Linked DNA regions of Homo sapiens: region 1 is linked to region 2. The links are chromatin loops, found by intact Hi-C in ENCODE. Cell type or tissue: ascending aorta. All regions are shown on one strand. Links, peaks and the distances in the headings refer to the core of each region. The heading gives the core; the rest is flanking DNA. Region 1 has its middle 44 kb from the start of MIR4693. Region 2 overlaps PDGFDDN (PDGFD downstream neighbor).

Region 1 (10,956 bases), core at 1,677-9,676, 66 kb after region 2:
CAGGCAGATGCTCAGTGTGGCTGGAGATAATGGGCAGAAAAGAATTGATTGGAATGAAGCTAGCAACGTTGGCGAAGCCAGATCTTACGTGGCTTTGTGAACCATAATAAGTAGTTTGAGTTTAATTTAAATACAGTGGGAGAATATCTGTGGGTTTTAAGGAGAGGAGTAACCTGATCTGAGTTATATTTGAAAAATGAACACAGTGCTTCTGGGCAGATAGTGGATTTATGTGGAAGGCCAGAGAGGCAGCTGGGAGACTTGTTAGGAGGCTCTCAGAGTAGTTAAACAAGAGGAGTCGTGGTTTGGAGTGGGCTATGTAAGTGCAAATGGAGAAAAGTAGAGGTAGAATCTGCAGGACGTGCAGAAGAATTTGATGTGGGAGAATGAGTCTTCGATTTGATATGAGCAAAAGAGCTGATGGTGGTGCCATATTCTGAGTATGAGGAAGACTGAAGGGAAAAGCAGATTTGAAGGAGAAAAGTTGAACATGATGTTCAGGGCTGTGAAAGTTTGAGTTGCCTGTTAGATATAATGTAAATGACAGGTAAGCTATAGAGAGTATGAATCTGAAGCGCTAGGGTTGGAGATGGAGAACTGGGAGCCATCAGCATAGCAATGGTATTTACAGGCTTGGTAGTGGAGGAGGTCACAGAGGAGAGTGTGGATAGAGACGGGAAGGCGCCAGGAGAGACTCCCTGAAGAAGTCCAATATCTTCAAGCCTAGAATAGGAAAAGGAGCCAGAAAGGAGGCTGAGAAGTAGCCAGAAATTTTAAGAGAAATCCACTTAATAAGACTTTACCCTGTGTGAGGTCATACGCCAGCCTTCTATACAGGTTAACCACTTTAATCTTCACTTCAAATTCCAGAACTCTTTAGAAAGTGAAGTCTGGCATTGGGCTGTCTCTGCTAGAACCCAAGCATCCCCACTTGCTAGTGTATGACTGTGAGCACGTTCATTAACCTCCCTGTGACTCAGTTTCCTCATCTATAAAATGGGGTTATAAATATCTACCTCATAAGCTTGAGGGTTGGATTAAATGAACTAACATACATAAAGTCCCCAGAACAGTCTCTGGCACGTAGTGAGCACACCAATAAATGTGATCTAGCAGTTGCTAAATAGCTATTATTATCTGAATCTTATACTCAGATGGGGCTTGGAGAAGTTTATTTTCAGGTATAGCGCATGGTAGAGCTAGGGTTGAAACAACTTTGTTTGATCCCAAAGGATGTAGTATTTCTACTTTCCCTGTATTTAGACCCTTTACAATAAGAATAAATTGACTTATGACCAAGCCATCATTTTTGCCGGCCATAGTATCACAGCATAGAAAACCAATATATCATTTCAGATATGCATTTCAACCTTCATTCTCTCCAAGGAAATATTTTTATAAGAGATACTGACTGTTAGCCAAAGTCCCTAGATTTACTTTCTGTCTTGTCTGTAGAGTGGCTAAGGAAACTTTTCCACCCCCTAAAAGGGTAGTCAGAGTTAAACTGAGGCAAAAATGTCCACATAACTAACAACCAAATAATCAGTCCTCATGTAAATATATAACATGTTGATTATTATTGTAAATGTCAAAAATATTTTTAAAAGCAGATTTTATTAATAATCACTATTTAGACTAAATGAGGGAATCAGTCTTAACAAAGTAATATTTTTAAAGGAAACCTAGTTCTATTAATTTCAATTAAATAAAGCAACTCAAGTTAGGCTAATTAAGTGTTGTCAAGCAAAGGAGTTGGGAAGCTACTTCAATAAATAGAGAAGAATGATTTGTATTTAACATATTGGTTGTTTATCCATTAATTGGTGTTTTAAATTGTTTGAAGGCAATTTGTTCTTTTCAGTAAATTAAATGTTCCTCTATGCAAGTATTAGGCTATTTTATTGGCAACTTTTTTATAAAGCAAAGTTAGCTTCAGCTTAATCTCTTAGCAAATTAATGAAGGTTTTTTCCTTTAAGAGATTCTAAAGCTACTGGTGTTACAATTAGGTTCTATTACTAATTTTTAAAGAAGAGAAGAATTTCTCTGTTCATAATTCCAATATCCAATTACAATAAATTATGCAAAAAGACTGTTGCTACTTTGGAAGAAACTGTGAGGAACATCTGCCACCCTAAGCGCCAAGAGGTCTGACTATGATATAACATCTTAGGGTTCAATTTCATTTGAAAGTCTTAATTCTGTCTAAGTATACCACTGTGCATTACACTGTGTGTAATGTCAGAATTAAGACTTTAAATGTTAGAAGGAAGGAAGAGAAGGAGGAAAGGAGGGATAGAAGGAAGACAGAATCTCCATGATTAGAGTTTGGTTTGGAAGCCTAGTTTCTTTCTGAAAAAGGTCAATCACCATGGACTGGCTCAACCCTGAAAAGTTTCCAAAGTTAGGCTGATGTGCTCTGTTGAAATTCACCCAAGAATTGTACACCTTATTGCTGAGAAGTCACACCAGATGTCCTGTCCAAGGACTAATAACGCTTATTCCTGTAGGCTACATCCATATGTGAGGAAACAGAAGAGAGCATTTCAGAGCTAGTTAGTCAACTTTAAGTTATGCTCAGTGCACTGTATCGGGAATACAAAAGCATTTTCCAGATGGCATCATAAAGTTAGTTCATTTTTGCAAAGCACCATCTCATTTTTGAGAAATAGCCGCTTGTTTTTCATTCCCCTTGGTTGTTTCAGAATTGCTTTTTCTTGCCATAAATGCAATACTTAAACTAGAGGGCTGGTTAGAATATTTGCTGTATATTATAAAAACTGCCTAACAGACTATGAGTGTTCAAATATGAATTGACAAGGAGATTGATAATACATGGTCTTAACCACTGGCCAGGCCATCAAGGAGACAAAGAGCCAGATGGATATTGGGATTCTACTTTCACTGTTAATGATATAACCTTGGGTAATTCACTTAATTACACTGTGTTTCAGTGTCTACATATGCATGAGAGCTATTCTAACTCTCAGAAATTCCTTTGTGAGTCATCTAAGAACCACCTATTATTTGAGTTGTTTCTCTACCTACTTATCTATGTGAACTCTCTACTGTAGCCAAATTATCCCACTCACTTTCTTCCAAATACTCTGTATGCAACTCCAAATTTGTGTCCTTCATCAAGCTCTTTTCTTGGCCTAGAATGCTCTTTCTCTTCTCTGTCTAGCCAAATCCTGCCGTCTTTTGAGGCATCAATCAACTGTCCTTCTCAGTAAGGATATTCATGTATCTGTGCTACTCTATAAAGGGATTTACACATGTAATCACATTTAGTCATTAGAACAGCTTTATAAAGTAACTATTATTGTGCTCATTTTACAGAAGAGAGTATGGTACTTGAATAAAATGCTATACTGTCCCAAGGTCCAAAGGCGCCGTCAGGACTTAGATTAGAGCTCAGATTTCTTGGTTGCTGAAACCTGAATTCCTTCCACTACTCCACTCAGTCTCCTAGGGATATTTTCGTGTCATTTGTTGCAATTATTGTTATTATTGTTATTTTATACTCTTTTAATGCAAAGGCTCATGTCTCCTTACAGAAATAGTAAATGCCTTGAAAAAAGGAATACTATCTTTGTATTTCCTACACCAGAATGTAAACTCCACAGGGGCTGAGAATTTGACTTGGTTATTCACTGCTCCTACTTCAGTATGTAGAACAGTCCCAGACATAGTAGACACACAATAAATACTTACTGAATAAATTTCACTATGTCTCTTATGGCATCTGGGTTTGCATATAAACATTCCCAATAAATACTTGTTCTTCTGGCACAATAAGATTGTCCCCTCATAAAGATTTCTAGATTAAAATCTTCTTAGATATAAAAAAAAACACTTTTTCTTTATAGCTTTCCACGTCTGTTGTCCCTCTTCTGCTACTAATCTTGTCTTCTCAACCATGACTATTGTCAAATCATTCACCGAATATTTACATTACTCTTGGTTTTTCATGCTGACACCAAACATTGTCACATTTGACTCTAAATAATACAGAATGAGAATCACATCCTGAGTATTTATCCTCAATAAAAATCTGCTTACTAGATATTATTTATTGAGCAGTAATTATTTCCACACTAAGCACTTCATTTATATTAATTCTTATATAAGGACAAATATTCTGAACCCCATTTTACAAGTTAGAAAAATGATGCTCAGAGAAATTAAGCAACTTGCTGAGGACCACATAGATAATAAAATGATGAGCTAGAATTAAAGCCGGGGCTTCAAACCACTGAATTCTACTACATCCAAGTGGCTTGTGATGTTCCGGGAGAAGAGGCTAATATCCTTGCCAGCTGGCATGGCCAAATTAGACAAGTCCTGACAGTCAAGTCAGATATTGTGAATTATGAGACTGCATTTTTGAGGGCTGACTATTGGGAAAACTTCAGAATTATCAATGGCCCCACAAATATCAATTGTTTCTGTTCGTTTTCTTGACTTAATCTCAAAATTATTAAACATTCAACTAAAATTCCAGTTCCAAGTGATGCTATTTAGTTAGTGAGAATAGCTTCTATTCATTAGTGGAAGAAAGTCATTAATATGTAACATTATTATCTCTAACTTTACCCTAGTAAAGGCCAGTTGGTATTTATTAACATTTGGAATACAGATATTTTGCTAAGCTTACTTAACAAGACTGCATCAGTTAATGTTGACGTTAGTTTCGGTTTGGCACTGAGTCACAGCTCTTTGTTATTTCAAGGAGTAAGAATAAGTGAACTAGTAGTGTTTCAGTGAATATTAAAATGTGAAAAGCAAAACACAGTGAAAAACATGACTTCTAAGTATTTGCAATAACTCATAGTTTTTTTTTATAATTTTGGAGATGGTGAGAGTCTAGTTGTCCTTCTGTCTTCTAAAATAAACTGTATTTGGAACTTTGGCTTAAGCCTATTTTTAATTCATTTTGGTAAGTACTACTACAAGCTTTATCAGTACAAGTGCCTTTCAAAACACAACATAATCAGACAAACAGAATGTTATAGGTTGCAAATAAAAGAATTTAGATACTGTTTCTTTCTGTGCTACCTACCATATCCAACACTGGATAAATTGCTCAGAAAACAAATGTTAGTGTATTCAGCTTTAAGTCAAGGTTAATGCATAACTCAAAGAATTTTAAAGGGATCTATAAACCCACAAAGTGCTTAGAATTCTTTCAATCAAATCACATTGTAAACATTGGGTAAAGGACTGAGAGACTGTCATATGCTACTATTTTCTGTATTTTGACTTCTGTGTATATGGTAATAGGTGCACAGCAAGCAGTGAATTTAATTCATAATACCTGTTATGTAGTTCAATCCCAGAAAATAGAGGGAAAAAACTGGAGTGTAGCTTAGGAAATAGTATTGTTGTTGAGGCTCTTAGGAAACAGTATTATTGTTGAGGCTCTGTTGTGATATTAGGAAATCAGTAGCCTTTCACACACTCGAGCAAGGAAGCTGACTGTTAGTGTAGGACTCCAAAGTCTCTTGATCTACAGGCTTTAAATCATTGCTTAGGAAAAAAAAATAAACAATATATTCTTGTACTAGCAAATCAGGAATTAATGATAAATTATTTAGATGACTGCAAATTGCCTGTGGTTTTCACCTTGAGTATATGCACTACAAGCAGATGACTGGGTTTTTGTTGTTGTTGTTGTTGTTGTTTCTGAGACGGAGTCTTGCTCTGTCACCCAGGCTGGAGTGCAGTGGCGCGATCTCGGCTCACTGCAACCTCTGCCTCCCAGGTTCAAGCAATTCTCTTGCCCCACCCTCCCAAGTAGCTGGGATTACAGGCATGTGCCACCACGCCTGGCTAATTTTTGTATTTTTACTAGAGACGGGGTTTCACCATATTGGCCAGGCTGATTTCAAATTCCTGACCTCGTGATCTTCCCGCCTCGGCCTCCCAAAGTGCTGAGATTAGAGGCATGAGCCTGAGCCACCGTGCCCGGCCCAGGTGATTGTTTTCAGAGGATGTTTGGAGTTCTTTATTAGCAGACAGGATGCATTCATTAAGTATTCACTAAACGTGTATTGAACACCTACTATGTGTTCAGCTCTGTAGAGAGTGCTGAGATGAGTCATATATGGTCCCTACCTTTAAGGAACTCATCATCTAATGGAAGAGAGAGATATATCGACTGCCAACTGCAGGATGCATCCCAATATCATTCTTTCTCAGAGAGACCACACACGGAAGAAATAATGTGGGAAACATGGAAATATACTCAAAAGTCAGACAGAAGGAGGGTTATAGAATTAAAACCTATTAAATAATAATAACATTTAGAAAATACAGAATTGGATATATGGGAATCTTGTTGCAGAAGGAGGGGAAGCAAAGAGTTGGACTGAGGTTAGAGATAATGAGGGAACATGATGTGGCCAATGAGAGAAGCAGGGAGAGTTGTGGAGGAGAAAGTGTAGTGTAGTTGTGGAGGAGAAAGTGTAGTGGGGAGAAAGTGTACTAGACAAAGCAGGCCTCCGCTCCTGAAAGAAGCCAGTGACAGCAGAACACAGAGTCTCCCACCCATATGAACCTCTGGGAGAGCCAGCAGAAACCTCAATCTTTTCCCCAAGGGGTCACAGGACGAGTGGCTACAGGAAAGGCCATGGCCAATGCTTATAGCCTTGCTTACTCTTCCTCATTTTGCCTTCATATGGCCTTGATCTGGCCTATCTAGTGGGGTGATACGTGACAGAAATACCACAAAAAACATGAAATGTATCCTCTGTTTGCTTTAATCCTACAACAGTCTCTGCACTTAGCTAAGAGACATAAGGATGACTTTGTCCCATGGTGGAGTGGCGAGGATACTCCAAACTCCAAAACTGTATATTCTTAATTGTAAGTTCAAAAGCTTTGATCTAAGTGGGAGTTATAAGGATTTGGAATAAAATATTACAGAAGCTGGTTACTTCCTCTTCCTACCAATGCTATAATGTTTTAGTTTGAGTCTGCTGCTGGGATAGGGAGGAGTTATTTAATCTGGCTGAGTTTAAATTTTAAATGACTGAGAAAACACTGAGTAGTGTATCACCCTAGAGAAGTCTGCAGAAATAGAATTCAAGGTAGAAATTAAGTCCAATTTTAGAAAAACAGAGAGAGCAACATTTTTGCGCACAAGAATTTGTGAGTTGGGAAAGTTGCCTCCCCCAAACCTACTTTCATAATTTATAAAGATATTTCCTTTTAAACTAACTTCTGGGGATTTGTGTGTGAAAAAAATTACTGCATTATAGGTGTTAAAAAGTGCTTTAGGAGCCCTGTATGATTTGACTTGAACTTTTCTTTCTATAAATTCTTATTTGCTAAAGCTTAAAGGCCCTCACCAGAGTTATTTTTCTTTGGCTTTGTAATAATTTGCATCTGAATCTTGATTCCTTGCCCTGTGAAACACCGTGATTTGGGGAATTAATGGTGTTCTGAATAATATATTTAGGATGCCCAGGTAGGCTTAAATAGGAATCCTATCTGGATAGTCACACTGGGTTCTCTCCAGGAGGTAGGCATACCTGGGAACTCTTGAGAAGGGTGGACCAACTGTCTGTTTCCATGGGGAATTATCTACATCAACACTCCTGAGAAAGAACTTATCCTAAAGGAAAAGAATACAGATTAACAAGATGTCTCTCTGGACTCACGTCTGAGTCACAAGATTAGGGACTGCAATCAAGAGTGGAAAAAATCTTGAAGAATTGACTCACTAAAGCTTCCGTCAGACATTGACAGCTCAATGGAGCATTGCTTTGCAGCCCCTGTAATGGTAATCATATGAAAGCATTTGCCCCACCCCAGGGTGACCGTGGGAACCTGGAGAAGTTAAGAAATGAATGTAATAGACTGAACTGCAAGCTGTGGCAGTCTGGGTCTGGAAGGAGAAGAAGCTGTAGAAGATATTTTCCTTCAGTAGCTTCTCCACAGCCATGGTGGGAGATGGCAGAAACAGCCAGCATCACTTCTGGGAGGTGGACCACAGAAGAGAAAAAGAAACAACAGACCCAATAGGGTAGGTAAAGGATGCCCTCCTTCACTCAGGAGAAACAGTTCTTTCCTTCTCAGTCTCCTCTGAGAGGAATTTGAAGAGATAGAGTTGGGGGTTGAGAATAGGCTGGAGTGGCTATAGAGTGAGTGGGGACAAAGTCAAGGAACTTCTGTGTGTGTGTGTGTGTGTGTGTGTGTGTGTGTGTGTGTGTGTTTGCATGTCTGTTTATTGTCACTGTAAATCTATTGTTTACCCCTAAGATCTGGCCTGGTTAAACAACAACAACAAAGGTCTGCTTCAGTTTTTGGGAGGACCTTCTAAGTAGATTTCTGAATTAGGCCTCTCTTCAATTGTCTGGGGTCCCTTTCACATGAAGACTTTTCTGAAGTGGTCCTAACTCCATCACTTAAAGTGCTGTTCTAGCTTACAGGTCCACCAACGGAGGACCTAGATGGTTAGTTGTGATTTCTGAGGGGAGTGGTGGTGGTCATTATTGTCATTTTCCAGATGATGGGTAATCAATGTAGACAAAGGCTCTCCCTGGCAAAGTGACAAGAGTATAAGGAATCAGGAGGTGTTAATTAGCCTTTCGTGGCTCAGCTTCTTCATCTGTGAAACTGAGGTGATTCTTACAGTGTAGTGTGCAACAGAATCATCTGCAGAACTAAAAACAAAAAGAGCAGCTACTTGAGCTTCATAAATACCAAGTTAGAATAACTGCAGGTGAATTTCAAAAGAGCTCCATAGGCATGTCCACCCCACTGGTTAAGGACCACTGAACCATATTTTTCTCCAGGTTCCCTTTCACCTTTGAAATGCTATTGTTCCTCATAAATTTGTATATAATGTTTGTGGAAGATTAAATAGGCACAGTACATATTAAAATTTGTGAGACTTTTAACTTTTTTTAAATAGAAATTTATCCCAAAGAAATTAGGTAATGCACACAAACATGTGTAGTCCAGAATAATTATTCTTGATTATGAAAGCAAACCATTGAGACAACACCAACAATTAACAATAAGATCTTATTTATGAGATAAATTGTGGTATATCCCTAAAACAAGTTACAATTAGTCAATGAAAATTTAATTTTAAGAGACTAATTAATGATATGGAAAATGTTCATAATATATTTGTAAAATAAAAGCAAATTAAAAAATATATGCAAGTGTGGTTGTATATGGTTATAAGTGTGTGAAAATTTATGCTGAATGAAAGATGCTAGACACAAAAGAGTATACATGGTGTGACTCCACTTATGTAAAACTCTAAAAATGACAAATCCAATCTATAGTGGAAAAAAGAACAGTGGTTGCCTGAAACAAAGTAGACATTAGAACTGGACACAAGGCAACTTTTCGAAGTGATGGGAATGCTTTTTATTTTGGTCCTGATGGTGGTTACATGGGCATATAATTTGAAAACTTAAAGTGGGTACATTGTATGGTCTGAAAATTATTCTTCAATTAAAAATATATTTTCTTTCAACTATGTAAAAATGAATATCTAGAAAATTTTTTTGTATAAATACCTAAATTCTAAGCTGCTAAAACAAGTAAACTACTGAAACAAAATGAGGTGAACACTATTCCTTCCATTTTTTACAACTATATGTGCCTGTGCTTTTAAAAAAATACTGGACATATGTAAATATAAATACAAATGGTGGTTATTATGTTTGATGGTGGAATTAGAATTTTTATTATACTTTTCTATGGCTTTTTTTCAAAATTTCTAAAATGAACATGTTATAATTTTTACTAGAAGAAAATAATCATTTTTAAATGTCTGTTTAGAAGATGTTAAGCTGAACACAAAAGCACTGGAAGAACAGATGAACCAAGAGTTTCATTGTTAAGTTATTCTTATCTCTAATAAAATGTGACCTTTATTAAAAAGAAAAAAAAAAACCAGCAGCAGCAATAACAACGTGGGCGAAAAGTGACCGGGTGGGAATGTGCACTGGAGTTATTGAGGGAGCCAAATACACATTCAAAGCTCGTGGGCATGTGGGAATGTCTGTTTCCTTTCATTGAGATGGGCGGAATCTTGGCCAGTTGTAGCAGAATCTCTGGCCTATTTTTGTTCAAGAACTAAGGCCTGTTGCCTTCCCCAGCTGGCGCCCCCCTGTTGTCAGCCCACTGTACTCCAACGTTTCCTGGGTCTGTACAGAGCACAGGTCTGTACATCTCATAGCACAGGTCTGTAAATCCTACACCACAGCCAACTGTTCACAGTGCCCTGGGCAATGGGGAAAAAAAGAAAAGAAAAGAAACACCAGCACTAACCAAGGGACATGCCAGAGATAAAGGAAATGACACAGGCAGTTGCTCTGGAATAAATAAGCAGAGGGGAAAAATGTGGCTGGGAACCTCAACAAGGATGCAGGAGAGGAAGTAAACAAGCAAACAAAGCTCAAGGCTGAGATGTCCTGGAACAAAAGCCCAGCACCTAGGGGAGGATAAAAATCTCACCAGGACCACAGGAAATAGAGAACTTCCTTGGTAGAATCAACTTGACAAATATCCTACAGAGCCATCGATTGTGAAGTCCTGGTCAGCTCTCTGGGTCTGTTCGCTCCTGAAGAATGGGGTGGCTTAAATCCAGGTGGCTGCTTAACAGGATAAACTCAGAAGTGTCCAGACCTAGATGCCAAGTCTAGCACTCCCAGTTGTGATGTAGGGGGTACAATTCTCATAGAATACAAAGAAAGGTGTCCCCCTGGGGTGGCATACATGCTAAGGGTCACTTCCTAAACCTCATCCATAAAATGAGGTTAATCATACCTGCCTCAGATTCTGTAGTACAGGTCAATGACATGATTATGGATTACCCAGTTTCTCCGGGGCCCACTAACTTCTCGTCTAATTGAGATTGCAGTAATAGTTTTGTTGTCTTTTTCCCCTTCCTGTTAGGCTTTGTTAGGAGAATACTCAAGTCTGCTTACACT
Region 2 (10,956 bases), core at 919-8,918:
AAAACATCTGCATAAGACTCATTAGGTGCTGGTAAAAAAATCTGTTCAATGGACCTCAATGGGCCCTGTAGAATAGTAAAATTTAGGTGAACATCCTGAGAATTGGCATTTTCATAAACTATTCTTGTGTGTTCTCAAGTTTGAGAACCATTATTTTAGAACTTAGTTTTTCCACCATGTCATTTTAATGCTTAAATACTTTAAATGGGTTTCAGTTGTCTGTAAAACAAATTCTAACTGGTGAAAACAGCCTTCTAGGTAGCTCATAAACAGGTGTGCCAGGCAGCCTTTCGGGCCTCCTTTTCCCCAGGCCTGTGGGCTGCTCTGCTCAGCTGCACTGAGAAAGTGCCTCTTCCTGGAGCACACGCTCTTGGTCAGGCCTTGGTGGGTTGGTGGCTGCTTCTGACAGAAGTTTTTGTGCATATTTTGTTTCCTTAGAGAAAAGCCTTGCCCCACTTCCTCCTACTTCTTAAAGACTAAAACTCATATATTGCCTCTCTATGGGTTTTCTTAACCACCCAAGCAAAATTAGTCATTATTTTCCCTCATTGTTATGATTAACTTTATATGTCAACTTGGTGAGGCTAAGGTACCTAGGTGTTTGGTCAAATACTAGTCTAGATGTTGCTGTGAAGGTATTTGTGAATGTAATTAACATTTACAATATTTAAGTAAAGCAGATTACTCTCCTTAGTGTGAGCGGTCCTCCTACAATCAGTTGAAGGCCTTAAGAGCAAAGACTGGGGAGGCCAAGGCGGGCGGATCACCTGAGGTCGGGAGTTCCAGACCAGCCTGACCAACATGGAGAAACCCCGTCTCTACTAAAAATGCAAAATTAGCCAGGCATGGTGATGCATGTCTGTAATCCCAGCTACTCGGGAGGCTGAGGCAGGAGAACCACTTGAACCCCAGGGGCGGAGGTTGCAGTGAGCCGAGATCGTGCCATTTCATTCCAGCCTGGGCAACAAGAGCGAACCTCCGTCTCAGCAGGGGGGGTGGGGAGAAGCAAAGACTGAGGTTTCCTGAAAAAGAAGGTATTCTGCCTCAAGACTGCAGCATAGAAATCCTGCCTGAGTTACCAGTCTGCTAGTCCGCCCTACAAGTTTCAGATTTACTAGCCCCAAAACCAGGGGCTGATTCCTTAAAATCCCTCTTTCTCTCTCTCTCTCTCTCTCTCTCTCTCTGTGTGTGTGTGTGTGTGTGTGTGTGTACATATATATCCTACTGGTTCTGTGCCCTCTCTTTCACCTGGAAGGAGAGTTCAACTGTGCCAGAGGCTTCAGAGTATTGGTTTTCAGTGTTCCACAGAAAAGCATCTCTTGAACAAGGTGAACTTCATTTCAGAGTATTGTCATTGCTCCCTCTCTGCCTCATAAATACAGGCTGACAGATTGAACTTACCTTTGATTGCGAAGTCAAAGTGGTAACTTTCTATTTAACCTTTTGTTTGGAATGTGGATCATTTCAGAATGAAAGGTCTGTACTTCCCAAGTGGCATTTTAATCAGAGGGTGATTGTGAAGTGAATGTGAATTTCATTCTTCTGTTGAGAATCCTTTAACCAGCTGCTGTGCACAATAATATCTTATACCTGATAGTACTGTATATTGTATGAGGACCTTTTATATACAGTAGTAAGAGCTCAGTAAATGTTAGCTACTCTTCTTCTTTAATCCTGACAGCAAACCTGGAGTTGGTTATTGATGTCAAATTGCAAAGGCAGCTCAGAGAGGTTAAGGGGTATATAAAGGTCACACAGCTAGTAATTCAAGGTTATAGGTATAGTCATGCTTTGCTTAGTGACAGGAGTACCTTCTGATAAATGCATAGTTAGGTGATTTTGTTGTGGTGCAAACATCATAGCATGCACTTACAGAGCCTGGAGGATATTGCCTATGGCACGTCTGGGCTATATGGCATAGCCTATGGCTCCTAGGCTACAAACCTGTGCAGATTGCTACTGTACTGAATCCTGTAGGCAATTGTAGCACAGTAGTATTTGTAAACCTAAACACTTAAAAGATACAATAAAAATATAGTATAAATGATAAAAATGGTATACCTATACAGGGCATGTACAGTGCTGTCAGGACTAGAAGTTGCTCTAGGTGAGTGAGTGAGTGACTGGTGAGGGAATGTGAAGGCCGAGGACATTGCTGTATACTACCACAGACTTGATTTTATTTATTTATTTATTTATTTTTAAGGTTTCAGAGATTTTAACTAACACAAATGACTGTGCCTAGCCTTTAAATCTATCCAAGGCAAATGGAGTGAAAGCTTTCTAATTATTTGGTGCTTCATCTGGCAGTGATGTCAGAAAAACAGGAGCCTCCCTCCTACATCATCCAACTGACTTCCTTTAGCTCCTTGTTCTCTTCGATCCCAGAATTCTCACATGGGTTCATTTCTGCCAGTAGTCACTCTGTCCATAGTTGTAGTGCACATAGTACCTAAGGGAAAACATTAGAAAAATGAGAGCTTCTTTCGAGGGAAAAAAAAAAAAAAACACTAGCTTTGTTTCTGTATTGCTGAGGGTACTAGCATTGATGTGAATTTTCTGATTTTTTCTTTTAGAAATTTAGAAAATAACTTAGTCAAACAATATTTTAGAAGTTAGAGTGGCAGACTTTTTCTGTTTAGAGCTCATGTCCCATAGGGGGAAATGTCTTTTGAGAATTATATGCAATTAAATAAAGAAATTGAATAAGTTATGTGCATATAAATGCTATATGCTTACATGGCATTAAATTTATTAAAAATGTCTTTCTTTAATAATAAATTAACCTTAGCTTACTGTAACATTTTACTGTTTCAAGTTTTTAATTTTATAATTTTTTTACTCTTTTGTAATAATAGCTTTAAACACAAATACATTTTACAGCTGTACAAAATATTTTCTTTCTCTATATCCTTATTATATAAGCTTTTATGTTTTTTTTTCTTTTTCTTTTTTAAATTTTTTTGTTGTAAACTAAGATACAAACACACACATGAGCCTAGGCATACACAGGGTCAGGATCATCAATATCACTATTTTCCATCTCCACATTTTGTCACACTGGAAGGTCTTCAGGGGGCAGTAACATGCATGGAGCTGTCATCTCCTGTGACTAGAATACTTTCTTCTGTAATATCTTTTGAAAGACATGGCTAAGACTGCTTTACAGTTAACTTTGTTTTTAATAAATGGAAGGAACACACTCTAAAACGGCAAGAAAAAGCATAAGATAGTAAATACATAAACCAGTAATATAGTCATATATTATCATTATCAAGTACATGTACTGTACATAATTGTATGTGCTATATTTTCTTTTTTCTTTTTGTGGGGGATAGAGATAGAGTCTCGGTATGTTGACCAAGCTGGTGTCAAACTCCTGACTCATGTGATCCTCCTGATTCCACCTCCCAAAGTGCTAAGATTACACCACCATGCCCAGCCTATACTTTTATGTGACTGGCAGCGCAGTAGGTTTGTTTACACCAACATCACCACAAACACATGAGTGATGCATTGTGCAATAGCATTATGATGGATATTATGTAGTCACTAGGCTATAGGAATTTTTCAGGTCTATTATAATTATACGGAATCATCATTGTATATGCAGTTTATCATTGACTGAAATGGCCTTATGCATGTATGTATAATGTATATGTGTGTGTATATAATAGTAGCCACTGCTTATTATTAGGTGCTCTTTACATGCCAAACATTTACTAACAGTCTTACATGCATTATTTCTTTTAATTATTGCAACAACCTCATGAAATAAGTACTATAATTAGTCCCATTTTGCACCTGCAGAAATTAATGCTAAAAGAAGGTAAGTGGCTGAAAGTTATACAACTAGTAAAATGATAGGGCGAGATTTTAACACCAGCTCCATCTGCATCCAGAGCCCACAGCCTTAGCTGCTACCCTCTATGGCTTTTGTACCTACAAAGTATTCGTGTGTACATGCACGTGAATATTTGTATGTGCACATTGCATGTTTCTGTGTTTCAAAAAGCAATAAAACAGCTCACGCAGTTACTAAGAAGGAAAGCCAGAAGTTGAATTAAGACTTTGTACTCTTCTTCACACCGTGGCTGCCTTCTGGAGTGCTTGTGGCTACCGTTTTAACCCACAGGCTTTTTTTTTTTTTTTTTTTTTTTTAATCAACACTAGTTTTCAGTTAGCTCTGATGATCAGTGCCAGGAAGAACATGGGTCACTGAAATCCAAAAATAATCCCTGAAACATATTTTATGCAATTTCCTGTGTTAAAATCTCCTGCCAGAGCTGTTAAACATAGTCTTGGAGATGAGATGTGTCCAGGTTGACCTCATTTTCCTTCCCTGTCCTTCCTGGGATGGAGACTCAAACCAATGCTCAAATGACCAAGGCTGGGAAACAGGAGGGAAGGCTGAGGGGAAGATGTTGGTGGAAAAAACTTTAATGACATACATGAGGGATTGAATAACTGAGGATTTGGGGGCTCCATTATATAAATTCTTAAAAGTCTAAGAGCAGGAATGAGAGGGATGAAAGGAGAAGGCATGAATGCGTGGCAGGGGCATTTAATTGATCCAGAATGGGATTTTGCACTTTATGTACATTTGATGCATGTTTGGTGAATAGATGACTGATTGATTGGCTGAATGAAGGATTAGAAATTGTTTAAACTCAACTGATCTTTCACACATATAGCATACCTTAACTTAAAGGAACAAGACCTGGAATCTTTATCTCTCAGTCACCCAAAAAGGGGTATCATGAACAGGAACTGTTTGAGGAACCTCTGTCAATTTTTGACAGTCTACCATCTAATCCCTCAGTCCTATTAGCACCTGATATCTCAGTAATCCCATGTTATGTGCAGCCTTTGAGTGAACAAGTAATCTTCTCACCAAGAAAAGGAATCTTAAGTTCAACCAATCTGACTCACTCTCCTACAACTGTGAATGGCATGAGGGTCTCACCACTGGTAGAGGTCAGTAGCAGTGCAACACCCTGTGTGTCCTACATTGTCTTTCTTGAACTGTCTGCTGCCAACTTCCAGAGCATCTTTAGCACATACACTTTCTTGGAGCTTTCAGTCCTTCGGCCAGTTTGCAGCCCTGACCCTGACCAGTCGACCCCCTTGCCATGGCCCTTTCAATGTAGGCAACATGCATCCCAGGCCTCAGGTTGCCTTGCCCGTGAGTGAGCTTGCACTCAACTCCTGTCTGCCCAGCCCCACCAACAGCCTTAGCCAGACCCACCCCAGAGGCTGTCTTCTGCTTGCCTAGTACAGTAGTCCCCACCCTTGGCTTCATCTGTGTTTCCACTTTCCAGGAATTCAGTGCTCAACTGTGTTCTGAAAACATTAAATGGAAAGTTCCAGAAATAATTCATAAATTTTAAATCACATGCTGTTCTGAGAAGTGTGATGAAATCTTGTGCTGTCCTGCTCTGTCCCACCCGGGACATGAATCACTCCTTTTTCCAGCATGTCCACGCTGTACACGCCACCCGCCTTTCGTTGCTTAGGAGCCATCTCAGTTATTAGATCAACTGTCTCAGTATTGCAGTGCTTGTGTTCTAGCCACCCTTATTTTACTTAGATGGGCCCAGAGCACAAATGTCATGTTACTAGCAATTCAGATATGCCAAAGGGAAGCAGTAAAATGCTTCCTTTTTTTGAAAAAGTGAAAGTTCTCAACTTGATAAGAAATAAAAAAATTATAGGTTGTAGTGTTACAATGGCCCCAGGGTACAAAAGTAGTGTTACTAGCAATTCAGATGTGCCAAAGAGAAGCAGTAAAATGCTTCCTTTGTATGAAAAAGTGAAAGTTCTCAACTTGATAAGAGATGAGAAAAAATTATAGGTTGAGGTTGCTAAGATGTATGGTAAGAACAAATCTTCTATTCATGAAATTGGGAAGAAGGAAAAAGAAACTCATGCTAGTTGCTATCCCACCTCAAACTGCAAAAGTTATAGCTACAGTGCATGTTAAGTACTAAATTACCAAGGAAAAGGCATTAAATCTGTGAGTGGAAAACATGAACAGAAACATGTTTGGATTGACAGCAGTCAGGTCTGGTACTACCTTCTGTTTCGGGTATCCACTGGGTGTCTTGGAAAGTATGCCCTGTAGACATGGGGTGACTGCTATACTGGAGTGGCTCAGAGATCTTCTCCAACAAATGAATTGAAACTGTACCTCAAAAGAGGTCTAAATCTCAGCTTAGGGAGGGGGCTTCCCTTCCAAATTTTGTCTTCTTCAGGTACTCTCCCTCAGACCTAGGGTATTCTTTAGAGTTCTTTTTATGTATTTATAGCGTCTCATAGTTACTCCTCTGTTATAGTGAATAATCCTCTATATTAAACTTTTCCTGTATGATTACTGTCTCCTAACTGAAAGTCAACTGATAAAGAATTGGTAGTGGAACTAGTTTCACAAAGATGGGATTCAGAAATTGTCAAGATATTACTTCCAAGATGAAAGAAGAGTTGATTCACTCCATGTCACCTACCATAAAAAAGAGGCATTTTGTTTGGTAGGCCTTCTTGTATTGTTTAGATCATGCACATGGGTTGAAGTGCAGGGCTGAGCTCCTTGACTATGGGGAATAGGATACTAGGAATCCATGGTATAAAGTGATATAGTAACTAATCAAGCTGTAACTTGTGGTTTACTGTGACGAAGAGCCAACTGAAACAAGCACCATAGGATCCAAAGTGGTTGCTGCACTTTACTTTTATGGCTAATGATGACTACAAGGACTATGATTTGAGATTGATTTTTTAAATGCACTTGAGTACTTACAAAAAAGAAAATGACATGCTCAGATTCTTCAACTTTTAGCTTAAGTGACTATCTGAGAACTAGAGAACTTCCGTGACAGCTTTGAAAGGATTTCCTTTTTCTTGTAGCCACAGTGCTAATATTGCTGAAAATAAAAAGCAACCATTTAGTTGCATGGACTGCTGAATTCCAAAAGTTAAATCCACAGTCTTGTCAAGTTTCCCAATGTGAAGTTGAAGACATTGATTAGAAAATGATGAAATCCTTAAACTTAGAATGTCGGCATCTGGTTGGATCCAGAGAAAGCTGAAAATTGGGAATTCCCATGTGATTTTGAGTCTTCCTTATCTAGAGAATTAGGTTCCTCTTTGTTGCCTACCTTGCTTGGAAATCCTGTGATAACCTCACCTGGGGCAAGAGCCTTGAAAATGGATGCTCATTTCTCTCAAGACTTACCATAACCACACTTTGTCGCCACTAGACCCATAACTAGGGTGAAATTTCACCATGCTCCAAGGGGCCGGGACACACTATAACTCATGACATTGTAGCTTACAAACCAAAAGAATTGCAAGACTTTGCTACTGCATATGTAAAGAAACTCAGGGAACATGCTCAGGAGTGAATTCTAAAGGTGTTAGACCAAGTGGCAGCACTTAGCCTGAAAGGGAAGGTGGTAATATTTATCATAATAGATATCAGAGAGGTACCAATAATCAAAATGCTTGGACACACAAGAATATCTGTCAGTAGGTTAACTGATCATGGTTTCCAGGGAATTAAATAGATACATAGCCTACTAAAGTGTTTCTTGACTGATCAAATAAACTCTAAATCTAGAGCAAAAAACTTGAGTCCCCACATTGAAGAGTCATGGCCTCTCCCTGAGTTTCCAGACCTTAGTCAATTCACAGACTCAGCAGCCCTTAATTGAAGGGGTGTAAACAGAATCCTGTGGCCACTAATTAGAGTGAGAATGTGCTGGAGAGAAGGAAATACTCAAACCTTTGGGGGAAATTATTGGATAGTCATCTGAATTAATGACAATTCCTGGGGACCCAAAATGCCAGTATGGCCTGATAGTCAAAGTGGGGCTTACAGTGATCAAATAATAAATAGTATCACAACTGGCTCAGTTTGTACCCACATTGGCTCTCTGACCATAGGGTGAGGGTGATTATGTCAGGACTAAATGAAAGCCCCTGGAACATTTCTTCACTATCAAGATAGTAAACTACAAGCAATATCTCATCCCTAGAAAAATTGCCAAGATTAATGCTACTATCAAAGATTTAAATATAGCAGAGGTGGTGATACCTATCACATCCCCATTTATCTCACCAATTAAGCCTCTAATAAAGTCAGGTCGATCTTGGAGAATGACCAGAGACTATTGTTAACTTAATCAGATGGTGGCTGTAATTGCTGCTGCTATTCTAGATATATTATCTTTTCTAGAACAAATCAACATTAATTCTGGCACTTGGTATGCAGCTATTGATCTGAATAATGCTTTTTTATGCAACCAATTTGTAAGGAACACTCGATGACCTTTGCTTTTACCTGGGAGGACAATCAGTATTCTCTTACAATCCTGCATCGGGGTTCCATCAGTTCTTCTCTAAGGGTTATTGTAGCCTGCAGAGACCATGGCTATCTTATTCCATAAAATATCATACTTGTCCACTATATCAATGACATTATGCTCATTAGATCTGATTAGCAAGTACTCTAGATACTTTAGTATGACATATGCAAAATAAAGGGTAGGAGATAAACTCCACAACATACAAGTGTTTGAAACCTCGGTGAAGTTTCTGATGGTTCATTGGTTTGCAGCATGTCAAGATATTACTTCCAAGATGAAAGAAGAGCTGATTCACTCCACGTCACCTACGATGAAAAAGAAGCACTTTGTTTAGTAAGCCTTCTGGTATTTGGAAGGCAAGTTATACCACATTTCAGTGTGCTACTTCAACTCATACTCAGAGTCACCTGTAAGGTTGCCACTTTCAAGTAGGGACCATAGCAAGAGAAGCAAGTTTAGGCTGCAGTACAAGGCAAGCTACTACTTGGTCCTTATGATCCAACAAGTCCAATGATACTTGAAGTGACCGTGACAAATGGGGATGCTGTTTGGAGCTTCTAGTAGGAGAAAAACAACAGATATTTCTAAGACTTGAGAGCACATCTCTGCTCTCTCCTTCAAATAACTTTTCTCCTTTCAAAAAACAAACAAACAAACAAACAAAAACAGCTTCTGACTTGTTGTTGGGCCTTGGTAGAAACTGAATGCCTAAACATGAGATATTAATTGACCATGGAATCCAAGCTTATCCTTATAAACTGGGTATTGTTTGCCATATGTATTCATAAGAGTAGATGTCATCAGCAACAATCTATCATGAAACTAAAATGGCGTACAAAAGACTGAGCTCAGGCAGGTCTTAAAAGTAAGAGTAAGCAAACTGGTCACACTAATTTAACACCAACTCTTGTTGCATTGCCTTCTGTATTTCGATCAATGCCTATGGCCTCTGGAAATATTTTTTATTATCCAATTTACTGAGGAAGAAGAATGTCAAGCCAGATGGGTCTGTAAGATATGATGGTACTAACAAAAAGAGGACAGCTGCATCACTATAGCCTCACCTAGGCATGGCTCAGAAGGGTGGTGCTGAAGGAGAATCTCCTTGTCACAATGGGCAGTACTTTGAGTAGTACATTTGGTTGCCTGCTATGCTTGGAGTGAAAGACGGGCCAAATTGTAAATGCACACTAACTCTTGGGCAGTTGCTAAGTTTGGCTAGATGGTCAGGGATTTAAAAAGAAACAGGATTGGAAAGTTGGTGACAAGAGGTCTAGGAAAGAACTATGTCAATGGACCTCTCATAATGGCACAGACAGGAGATATTTGTGTTTTGTGTGAAACCAAACAAAGGGCATCCACTGTAGAAGCTCTTAAGAATGATGTGGATAAAATGGCATGCTCTAATGATATTCATTAACCTCTTTCTAGTCATACTAGCTCTTGTTCAATGGGACAATAAAATAGCCATAGTGGCAAGGCCAGAGGGACTAAACAACATAGATTTCTCCTTACTAAGACTAACCTGCTTAATGCTACTGACTAATTTGCCAATAGCAAAGACCAAAATTGAGCTCCTAATACGGCACCATTCCCCAGGGTAACCATCCAGCAAACTGATGGCAGGTTGATTACATTTGATCTTTTATATCATAAACGGCACAAAATTACATATGGTCTGTAATTGATTTCTCTACACGTAATGCTTCTGTTAGTATCATCACCCATAGGCTTAGAGAAAGCTTTATCTACTGTCAAGGAATTCTGCGTAGCACTGAGTCTGATGAAGGAACTCATTTCGCAGCAAAGTAAGTGCAGCAATGGACTTACATCTATGGCATAACTGATTTTCCTACATATCACATCACCTGGAAGCAACTGGGCTCACTGAAATGTTGAATTGCTTATGTACAACTCAATTACTAAACAGGTTGAGAAACAACACCCTAAAATTATAATATTTTGTGTATAGGATGCAGTATGTTCTTCAAATCACAGACCAGTGTATGATACTGTTTCCCCCATAGCCACAATGCATGGCTCCAGGATTCAAGGTGTAAGGGTGCCTCTTCTCACTATGATTGCTTAATAACTCACTCACAGAATTTTTGCTCTATGAGTTTAGAGGTCTTTGTATCCAAGGAGGTAAGATTTCCACTGGGAGACACAATGGTATTTCTACTGAATTGGAAGATGAGACTTTCACACGGCCATTTTGGGCTCCTTATGCCACTTGAACAAACAAGGAAAAAAGAAATTACTCTACTTGTTGGAGTTACTGATCCAGAATACCAAGAGGAAATTGAGTTACTGCTGCACAGCAAGGACAAAGGAGATTTTGTTTGGAACACAGTGGACTCTTCGGAGTGCCTCTTTATACTTCCATATTCAATTTAAAAAAAAGTTAATGAAAACTACAGCAACAAAAAAAAAGGGCAGGTTAATTGACAACTTAGATCCCTTGGAAATTAACATTTCGGTCACTCCACCAGGTAAATAACTCCAACTAGCTGAGATTCTGGCTGAGATGGGGAAATATAAAAGTGGTATTGAAAGAAGGACTAATTAAATATCAACCAAATCCTGTAACCAA

The links. A loop is a pair of places that touch in the nucleus more often than their neighbours do. Peaks named below come from ENCODE experiments on the same cell type or tissue, not always from the same donor. Only the 100,000 strongest peaks of a DNase experiment are listed, where the experiment ranks them.
Region 1: a loop joins it to region 2, with 2.3 times the contacts of the local background. A loop is called at or near these places in 3 of 110 quality-filtered maps.

The regions. Positions count from the first base shown.
Region 1 is chr11:103,800,059-103,811,014 of GRCh38, reverse strand. No RefSeq gene overlaps it. Among named protein-coding and RNA genes, the nearest start is that of MIR4693, 44 kb to the left of the region's middle. RefSeq lists a silencer at 1-147. In ascending aorta, for the core only: no CTCF peak of the experiment used is centred there; DNase peaks (open chromatin) are centred at 4,704 and 7,822; H3K27ac peaks cover 2,225 bases.
Region 2 is chr11:103,865,450-103,876,405 of GRCh38, reverse strand. All of the region lies in intron 3 of PDGFDDN (PDGFD downstream neighbor), which reads left to right. Among named protein-coding and RNA genes, the nearest start is that of MIR4693, 21 kb to the right of the region's middle. In ascending aorta, for the core only: no CTCF peak of the experiment used is centred there; a DNase peak (open chromatin) is centred at 5,485; H3K27ac peaks cover 1,978 bases.